Regions from separate parts of the Homo sapiens genome. Here region 2 is linked to region 1. A link is a loop called in an ENCODE intact Hi-C map of the cell type or tissue named here. Cell type or tissue: heart left ventricle. All regions are shown on one strand.

Region 1 (5,000 bases):
TTACCATTCCTTTCACTATTAACAACTTTGAAATGAAGGAAAGTGCTATGCAATCACGAACCGCTGAGCCTATTTCAACTATGAGCTAGGAAGTGGTGGTAGTGTATTGGTTCAATTTAAATAGTTACAACTCATTAATCAGACGATTTCTGCCTTAGGAAAGCAGTACAAAATAGCGGGCGGATACTTTGGCATCAGAGGGTACTGGATTTGAATCCCAATTCTACTTTTTACTCATTCTGGAAATTTGGGGAAAATCTAATAAATTCCCCAAATTCCAGTTTTTCTCACTGTAAAATGGAAATAGAAATATCCTTGGGTAAGAATGTTAGGAAAATTCATTAAATAAAGTTATGTACGTAGGCTACCTGGAATTGTGCCTGGCATGTAGTAGGATAGCAGTAAATGATAGCGCTACAGATAAAAAGAATGCTACCCAAGAAAACACAAAGCGCTAGACCAGTAATGGTCATCATGTGCCACCTGAGACCTAGGGCTTCACTAGCGGCGGCTTCTCAGGGGCTCTGCTGGGAGGAGCTGGGCCTCCATCTCGGCTTTGAGATCCTCATTGACTTTCTGGATTTCACTAAGCAGCTTTGATTTTTGTCTGTTTTTTACTGCATTGGGCTTCCGATCAAGCTTTTTGGAGAAAGATTTCCTAGGCTAAAAACAAACATACAACACTCCAGACACTTGAAAAAACACACTCAAAAACAAATAAATGAATAAGTAAAAATTAATTAACTGAAGAGAGAATGTAAGTATTTGTAAAACTATAGTCCACGAAGTTAGTGAACAATTTATATCAGCCTTTTACGAAATATTAATAATCACTTTCCTCTTTGGAAATGTAACACAAAACACCACCACTTACTGAATTGCAACTTGGTCCACAGCACTGGGTTGGGTGCATTCCATGCGCTCTAACTGAAGGTAACATGTTCTTTAAGCAAGTCAAATGCCAGTACAGGAGAATTACTAACAAGTGTTGATGGGACACTACTCGAGAAAGATGCTGTTAACGTGTGCCATCTTCGTCTTATCAAAGATTTCAGAAACACTGTGGGATAATTATTGATAATCTGGGTGAAGACCTTTGCCTCAGATCCAATTAGCAGGACCTGTGGGTAATTTCAGGCATGTGGGCACATTGCCTCAAAACCCCTTGGCTGTGTAGTCTTCAGTGCCTTGTTTCTGGTGTCTCAGCCATGAGAGTTGAGCGCATAGAAAAGGGAGAAGACTTCAGTTCCCCCAAACCTCTCCCCTTGAGCATCATCAACTTTGGAATTAATTTACGAAGACATTAAAAAGAGTTGCATGGAGATTAAGCCACACAATTCCCCCTGGGGTGTCGGCATGACAGAAGCCACCTGTGGTGACAGCTTTCACAAAAGAGAGGTAGCTATGGGGAGCCATCAACAGTGAAGTGTCTTGACAAAAACACGACAGGGATTTTGGATGCTATAATCCTTTTTAAAGGGGGAGATTATTGGATATTTAAACAAATATTAGCTTAGTTAAATGTCAGTGTTTAAAAAATTATCTAATATATTTGTTTTGCATTTATGAACCACAAACGCAGGGCAGGTGAAGGGTCTGGTTTACTTCTATTGGGAGAGAATTTCATAATGAGAAGGCATGTATGTAGTCCTCTGACAGATTACTCAGTTGGAGCATCTGTAAGGTCAACTTAAATTGTGTCCTTTGTTCACGGTAACAGAGCGAGCTAGTTGGGGACCTTTCTTGCAGTCAAATTGTCATGGGCCTACAAATGGAAAATTGCAGCAGGCCTTGGGCTCCTCCTAGTTTCAGTCAAAACCAAGGGTTTAACTGGGGTATACCATGTGCAAGGCAGGAATCCTTAGAATCAAATCTGAGTTGACTACGCTGGATGTTTTCTTTAAGGAAAAATAAATGACTTATTTGAATGAAAGGACAGAGGAGGATTTTGGTCACTGCTGGTCTTCCCCAAGTAATTACACCCACAGCTTCCAGGCCCTAGACAGCCACTCCACACCCTGTACCCAGCATAGAAATTAAAGGAAACCAAAGGCTTTGTGATTTGTTTTACATGCAACAGCCAGCAAATGGAATGGAGGCAAATAAGAAAAAATATATATGTATTTCCTATTCAGAAATGGTAAAAAAACAGGCATAGCCTATAAAAGGGAATTAACATCTTCTCTCTTCAGAAAAATTCTGTGCATTCCTCTTAATCAATACAATTAATGTAGCTTTTATCTGAAGTCGGCCTTTTTTTTTTTTAAAGCTGCCTTTCACTTGGAATCCAAAATCAAAAGGGTCCCCAATTAAGAAAACATTTTCTGTTGTGCTGAATTCATGTTACCGTACTGTGAGCTCTGACATTTTGTTTCTGTGGTAACCAAAATCAGCTGATTAGTTGGCATGGCAACAGAAAAGATGTAATCCCAGCAGACACACTCTAATCAATGCCCCCAGTACAGATGGTCTCCGGAGGATCAACAAGAAAGAGGCTGGCAGGCATTCAGCCGATCACGTGCTAGCTTGAGACTAGGCCAGGAACAAGAAAACTAAAAAAGAACATTTCTCAAACTAACCAGTAGCTTTTTAACCCTTTTCTTTCTTTGGCTAATTGTAACGCAATATTGACTGTGTATATAGCTGCATAATACAATGATTCTCATATAGCTTCGATGAAATCAAGTGTGCTTGTTAAGTGGGAGTGTTTATGTAATTTTCTGAGTTTGTATGCTTGGAACAGCATGCATGGAGTAGTGCTTTTAGATTAACACTTGTGCAAAGCTCATTGTATTTTCCTTAGTGGTACTGCATATGTAAACGCATTCATATGCATTATACATACATATATATATATATATATATATATATATATATATATATATACACACACACACACACAAACACACACATGATCTGATCATTGATATTATAATTTGGTTAGAGTCAGGAGAAGAGAAGAAATTCTGAAATATAATGTAGTATACAGGCTAAGGTAAGAAGGATGAACTGTCAAAGACATAAGTGAGTATTCATATAGGAAAACTGGTGGGTGCATTTCCATGGTACTTCTCTGTAGCAGTAAAAAAATTCATAGTAAACAATTGAGAACAGAGAAAACATAAACCAATCTTTATAGAGATGATAAGGGTGGCCAATAATGGCCATAACTTTGTTTCAGTGTGTAAAATCTAAAATTAACCCCAAGAATGTACCCTAGAAAGTGTTCCTCCCAGAATCCACCAGTGTTCACATCCTCAAATATAAATATTACTCAGAGTCTTTAATTCTGAAAACCTTGATGTCTGCTCTTCTGATTATTAAACCTTGTTTTCTATTTGATTAAAAAACTGAAAACATAAAAGAAAGGCTTTATAATGTGTGTTTTAAAATTCTAATTACACATTTATCCATAATCAATAATGTTCCTGGTATCAGGAAATTGCAATAATGCTCATGATACTCCTGAGGAATAGTTAATATTTCTGTTGATTAGGATTGCGACTGATTTTTGATTCACCAGTTGACCAAATTTTCATAAAAGCAACTCAGAACCACTGGGTCAAATGCTATTTGGGGAATGAGAGTTTATTGATAGCCTAAATTAGAACACTGCGATGCTGCCTGCACATAATATGCTAAGTACTAATAGCAGGCTTCCCTTTAAAAATAAGCATTGGCTTCTGGACCCTTTTTCTTTGTAAAAAGGTCTGAAAGGTCATTAGCCCACTGTTTTGTAGTAAACAGCCATGATATTTTATTACATGTAAATGAGTTATTTTTAATTAATATAAGAAAAACAACATTGGAAAGTTTTTTGAGTATTATAATAATCACCAAGGAGCAAAAAAACAAAAAACAAAAAATTGAGAGAGGAAAAAAAGAAAAAAAAAATGGATCCTTTCAAATTTCCTAAAAATAAATGTGCATAATTAGCATCTGGACTAAGTCCATGAAACTGAGCTCCATTTCCCAGAAAGTGATATTTTTCATCACGGTATGGAAATATTCATTTCAAGAGTCGGCAAATATACTTCCTTGGAGTCGCATCAGATGGGTGGTCCAAACAATTGCTGCTTGGGGCAAGGGAGCTCGGTTCAGGGGAGTGCTCAGGTGTTTCTGGTGACCACCTTAGATACCTGAACAAATCACTCAACCATCTGAGAGGAAAATTTCAGGATAAGAAAGAATGCAACACAGGAAAACCTTAGTTTCTGGATTTGAATGAAAATAACACTTTATCGATTCATCTGAAGAATGGGATTCTTTTCGATCTAAAACAAGTCCCAAATGTTCAGCACTAAACTTTCAGAGCAGCTATGTTCATTTATGAATCAGTTTTGGCCTGAGAAAGAAATTGAGTAAATATATAAAAGGACTACTACAAAATACATTTTTATTTTCAATGGCTACTGGCTTTGGAAGCAGCTCCTTAATTACAGCAAAGTTTTTAATTTAATTATCATGGATTTTTTTTTTCCCCTTACAGCATAAGGAGTTGGTATGTTTCTCTTGAATTACCTAAAAATAACATTAAGCCTAGAGGAAAAAAGAAAAAAAAAACCAATAATGAAGGAGCAGAGAAAGGCTTTCTCTGCAGTGCTAAGACTTTGTAACACTAGAAATGAATGGCTTGCAAAATGAATGGCTTACATGTCCGTCTGATCTACAAGATTATGTAAATGTTCTGCATCTCCAGAATGAAGTGAGACATGGGCAGATTAAACCATCATTCAGGTGATCATTACTTTCCATGTAGCAAAAGTCTCTTGTCAGCCAGGACTTCTGCATCCAGTGTGAAGCTTCTTTGTCTCTGACTGACAACTCTCCTCTCTGCCTGTTAGAACAGGAAGAAAGAAAAACCCTACCCTTTCCTACATTTAAAAAAGTCTACGGACAAAATTAAGATGCCGTAGAATTAATGGTATTTGATGATTTGTTTTTGCATTTTACAACCATTTCCTTTGCCTTTGGTTTCGTACACCAGCATGGGCACTGGA
Region 2 (5,000 bases), 84 kb after region 1:
ACATTTTTGGTTGCCACAATTGATGGGGTGCTACTGGCATATAGTACGTAGAGGCCAGGGATGCTGCCAAACATCCTACAAGGCACAGGACAGCACCTGCCCCAACAAAAAACTATCCAGTCCAGAATGCTACATGCCAGGGTTGGGAAAGCATGGGCTACCCTGCTCTGAGATGCTTGTTGAAAAGGTGGGGATATAAATATCAAAATGAGAACATTTCTCCCTCTTTTACATTTCTTCTCCACTATCAAAAGACCCATTAAATTCTGTGGGATATCTGTGCCCAGAGCACTGAGAGAGCCCATGGGGAAATTTAAGCAAAGATCAATAATAATCATAATGGGAACAACTCGCATTTGTATATCGCCTTAGTGTTTACCAAGTGCTCTCTTATACGTTAACGCAACTGAAGCTGTGCTGGGGAAGGAAGTTGGAAAGATTTCCCTGAGAATATTTCCCATTTTACGCATTTCCAGAATTCACGCCTTAAAACAAATTAGAAATAGATTAAATGAGGTACCTTTGGTCAAACAGAAAAGCAATTACATGATAGGAAATTGTAATAATCCATCACAGGCATCTGGTTCCGAATCCCCGAGCTGGTTGCAGTTTCCTCTGGCATCTGCCGCTGAATGCACAACTGCAGAAAGACAGTGCTCTTTGTCTCTGAGATGCAAAGATAAGAGCAGTTGCCCTGGAGGCGGTGTTAGAAGCAGGGACCCCAGCTCTCTCAGTGATAATTCAGGAGCACCCATCATTCATTGAGTGTCCACGTATTGGGCTCTATGTGGCCTATAGGGTGGATGCCTCCATGCTTATTATAAGTTCATTTCTGAGCATCATATTTTTGAAAGGTGAGGATTATTAATTACTTGTGTGTGATGGCTAAGGAAACTGAGAAGTTATACAGCTGCCTCAGAGAAGACAGCTAAGGACAACTGGTAAGCCAGGATTCAAACACTGGTCCGTCTGCTCCCCAATTTACGCATTTTCTATTACATCAGTTGGGATCTATGAATACATGGTGCCTGGCACCCAGAAGGCACTGAGTAAACTTGTTAATGTCATTTTTAGAGAAAAAATTAAAGAAAGAAAAATCTACCGAAAGCACACACACACACACACACATATACACAGACACACACACACACATCCCTCTCTTCTTCGGTGAATTTCCCACCAATGTTAAGGGAGTATACTTGGCTTCTGTTCTTATTCAAAACTATTATACCAAAATATCTGCTTTATTATCTAGGAACCTGAAAGCGAATTCCCTGTTTGCTCATGTTTACATACATGGAAGCTCTGTGAACACTGGGATATTCAAATTTTTACCTCATGTATGCAAATCTAAATATTTTCACTGTACCTTCGCAGTATCTTAAATGCAATCATTTATTTTTTAAAAACTTTTATTTTGAGATAATGGTAGGTTTAAATGTGGCTGCAAGAAATGGTGCAGAAGGGTCTCAAACACCTTCCACTCAGCTTTCCCCAATGGCAACATCTTTCATGACTATAGTACAAGATGACAACCAAGGAATTGCCATTGGCATCCATCACACCTGACTTAATTCAGATTTCACCAGTTTTCTGTCCACTCGTTTGAGTATGTGTTTAATTCTATGCAATTTTATCACATGCGCACTTATTTTATGGCATGATATGTCCTCATGTGACTTCAATATAAATCAAAATACAAAACAGTAATAAAATGCATCTCTAATGTAGACACAGTACTTCAATTGATTCATTGAGGGTCATCTCTATGCCAGCCACTTTTATTTAAAAAAAGAAAGAAAGAAACAGAAAGAATACACAGCCCCTGCTGTCACAGAACTTCTAATCTCATGGGAAAGGCAGGGATATAGATAATTATAGGACCAAAATGGGTACAAAATGAAAAAAAAAAACCCTTAATTGGTTGCAAAAATAATCTAGATAAATAAAATTATATATTTTGGTGCTTATTATGTTGGCCTTGATCCCAAAGTCACTCGTACCTTTAACACTATCTATGTCTTAATATATTAATAGCACTCATGTAACATATGTTTAACATTTTAAAATATTAGCTTTAATGATCTATCAATATGCTGTCTGTGTATCTTTTCCCATTGCAACAATTCAATTCAATGTGTTGAAACATAAAAATAAATCAACTTCAGTGTTGATTTATTCATGCATAGATTTCTCCATTTCTTTATTATAAGATCACATGGAATTCCATTAAATGACATATATCTGTTTGTGCCTGATTAAACAAAAGTACTTGTCAGAGGAAGAGGGAATATTTGGCATATTGGTAGGTGCCCTTTAAGCTTTTATAAGTAATAATAACAGTATTTTATACCCACATGAAGGCCTCTACTGGGAGAAGCCAGAGAAAAAATGTTTTGTAACTGGCTAATGTCATGTCTGAACACCTGACACACTTAATTTCCCACCGCAGGGCGTGGAGGAGAGGTTGTGTGTGTGTGTGCATTTGTGTGTTAAAGCACTTCACATATAGCTGAATCTAAATGAATTTCTTCTTTGTTGCTACATCTAGCCCACTTTGTCCTGGAGTATGTTTCTAACTTAGTGTTCAGGACCCATGTGAAAATTCTGGAAGATGTTGATGGAAAAAGAATAAGACAGCAAAGTATTCTGTCTCTGTGTCTATTCCAGCTCCATTATTGCTAGAAAGTGGAAAGCTAATCCAATGCAGCTGTGACTGTGAAGGCTCTGAGGTATCTTAAGGGGAAGCCCCTTCGCCAAGATCACGGAACACCCTGGGGATCTGGCCTGGATTAAGGCATCCATTATTGAGTTCCCACTCTGTGCAAGGCACAATGTCAAGTGCTGTGGGGAATTACACAGAAGAGGAAAAAAATCTATCAACCAGTAAGCAATATTCACCACTGACTACAAACAGGGCAATGTACTAACTTCTGACAATACAAACAGCTCTATGAAATCATCTCTACCTTTGAGAAAAGTATAGTCCAAATGAGAACTCAGGAATGAGACACGTTTCAAGGGTGATGTAAGAATGGGACACTTGCTTTCAGAAACAAAACAAACCAAAACATATGGTATAAGCTATAAATACTGTAGGAATACCAAAAAGAAAGGAGGAAAATGAGATCCAAGTCAAGGAAGAGTTCTGGACAAGGTGGAGTGTGAGTTTAGGCATTGAAGATGAGTAAGATTTGCAAGCATGGGAGAGTAGGGCAAAGGGCAGAGGTGGGAACAGTCAGGTGCCAGATGGTGAGGCCAGAACAGAGACCCTGCTTTTTGGTATTTGAGTCAAACAAGTTGAGATTGGATTCTTGGCCCCTCGCTTAAAAGCAGTGAATTTGAGAAAGTCCCTTAACCTCTTTGAACCTCAGTTCCCTTAAGTGGGGAGAGGACAGTTAAGTGGGGAGAGAATAGCGCCTATGTGTTGGAGTTATAGTGTGAATATCTGTGAAGTTCTTAACATGGCCAATCAGCACTGAAGGAAAATAGTCATGGGGCACTGGGGAGGAAGAAGATGAATGGATAACAGAAGGATGAACAGAGTTCAGGGTGGCCTGAAGCCAGCCAAAGGAGTTGAGCTTCTTTCCCAAGCTGCCAAGGGTCTTCTGAGCTTACCTAACAAAAGCAAAACAAATAAGCATATGTGCATAAAATACGTTAACAAATAAAAATGTATTCACAATCAACAAAACAGAAGGGAGAAAAGCTCTGAAGTATGTGGTTAAGAATTGCAAAGGATAAATGGCAAGAGGGATGACTGGATTGGGCGGGAAAGGTGACCAGAGGTAGGTAACACTCATCAGGCAGAAGAACTGGATTACAATCCACATCCCCCACATTCAGAGCTTCAACCTAGCAGCATTGGCTCTGCTGATCTCCTGTTAGACAAGACCCCTCCTTGGGAAAGGATCCAATAGCTTACTAATCTGAGATTCTAGTCAATTCCATTTAACTCCAGAACATATATTGTTTTTAGATCAAATATCTTGTTCCATGTAATTAAGGCACTCATGTAATTTATTGTCTTAACTGGGAGAGTTTTGTTCTGACAAATGCTAAGCCAGATGGGCTGCCAGGAAAATGGAGATAAACTGAAACTGTTCAGCCAAGCCAGGACATGTGTTTCCATTTCATACCACCCACACAAATAATATTCAATTTCTGCATGTTAGTCTATTAAGAAACACTGGGAAATGGCTAGGCCTATTTTTGCCAAATTTGGAACTGCCTGAATTAGAATGTCAGTTTCGGCAAAATTTACATTGAAGGGTCTGAGAGACACCTAAGTGTGTAGACCGTCTTTCTCTGCAGCATCTGAAACTTGATTATGAGCGGTATTGGTGACTTCCATTTGAAAGGAAGTTCCCATTGTCTTAGGACCAGCAGTAGATCAGTAGATAGAGAAAGCAAACAACGATTTCAAAGATCAACCCCAAATCAGAAGCACCAAGGACAGACTGGCCAACCCTAAAAAGGAATGGCAGTGGGAGGCATAGCAAGCTGTTTCTTGATTATGAAGCATTTAGGACAAATAGTTGTAGGACTTACCTTCTTCACAGTAACACAGTAAAGGTAAAGGTCAACTCAAGAGTTATTAGTTGTTAAACAATTATTTTGTACCAGGCCCACTGATAAATTCTTTTCTTTTTTATCAGCTATATTGAAGTACAATTGACATACATTAGACTGGACATACTGATTTTGGAGTATTCTTACTCCTAGTTGTTCATCAAGTGTCTGATTTATGTGTGTCCCAATCATGGGACAGGCAAAATGCAGTGTTGGGGACTAGTGTGGTTTCAGGGGTGAAGGGGGGACCTTGCCCAGAGCCTTGGGATTCTAAGTGGAGTGAGCTTTCCTAGTAACACTCTGGGCTACTCTTGGGCCCCCTCCACACTTTACCCCAAGAAATGTGGAATCAGCTATTTGATAAATTCTAGAGGAGTTACTAAGAAAATCCAGCTTGGTTTTATTCTCTCTTCTTTGGGAGAGAACTG

Evidence for each region. A loop is a pair of places that touch in the nucleus more often than their neighbours do. Peaks named below come from ENCODE experiments on the same cell type or tissue, not always from the same donor. Only the 100,000 strongest peaks of a DNase experiment are listed, where the experiment ranks them.
Region 2: a loop joins it to region 1, with 2.8 times the contacts of the local background. A loop is called at or near these places in 2 of 110 quality-filtered maps.

What each region holds. Positions count from the first base shown.
Region 1 is chr4:16,589,621-16,594,620 of GRCh38, forward strand. All of the region lies in intron 3 of LDB2 (LIM domain binding 2), which reads right to left. Among named protein-coding and RNA genes, the nearest start is that of LDB2, 310 kb to the right of the region's middle. RefSeq lists an enhancer at 1,009-1,778. In heart left ventricle, no CTCF peak of the experiment used is centred here; no DNase peak of the experiment used is centred here.
Region 2 is chr4:16,673,680-16,678,679 of GRCh38, forward strand. All of the region lies in intron 2 of LDB2 (LIM domain binding 2), which reads right to left. Among named protein-coding and RNA genes, the nearest start is that of LDB2, 220 kb to the right of the region's middle. In heart left ventricle, no CTCF peak of the experiment used is centred here; a DNase peak (open chromatin) is centred at 2,792.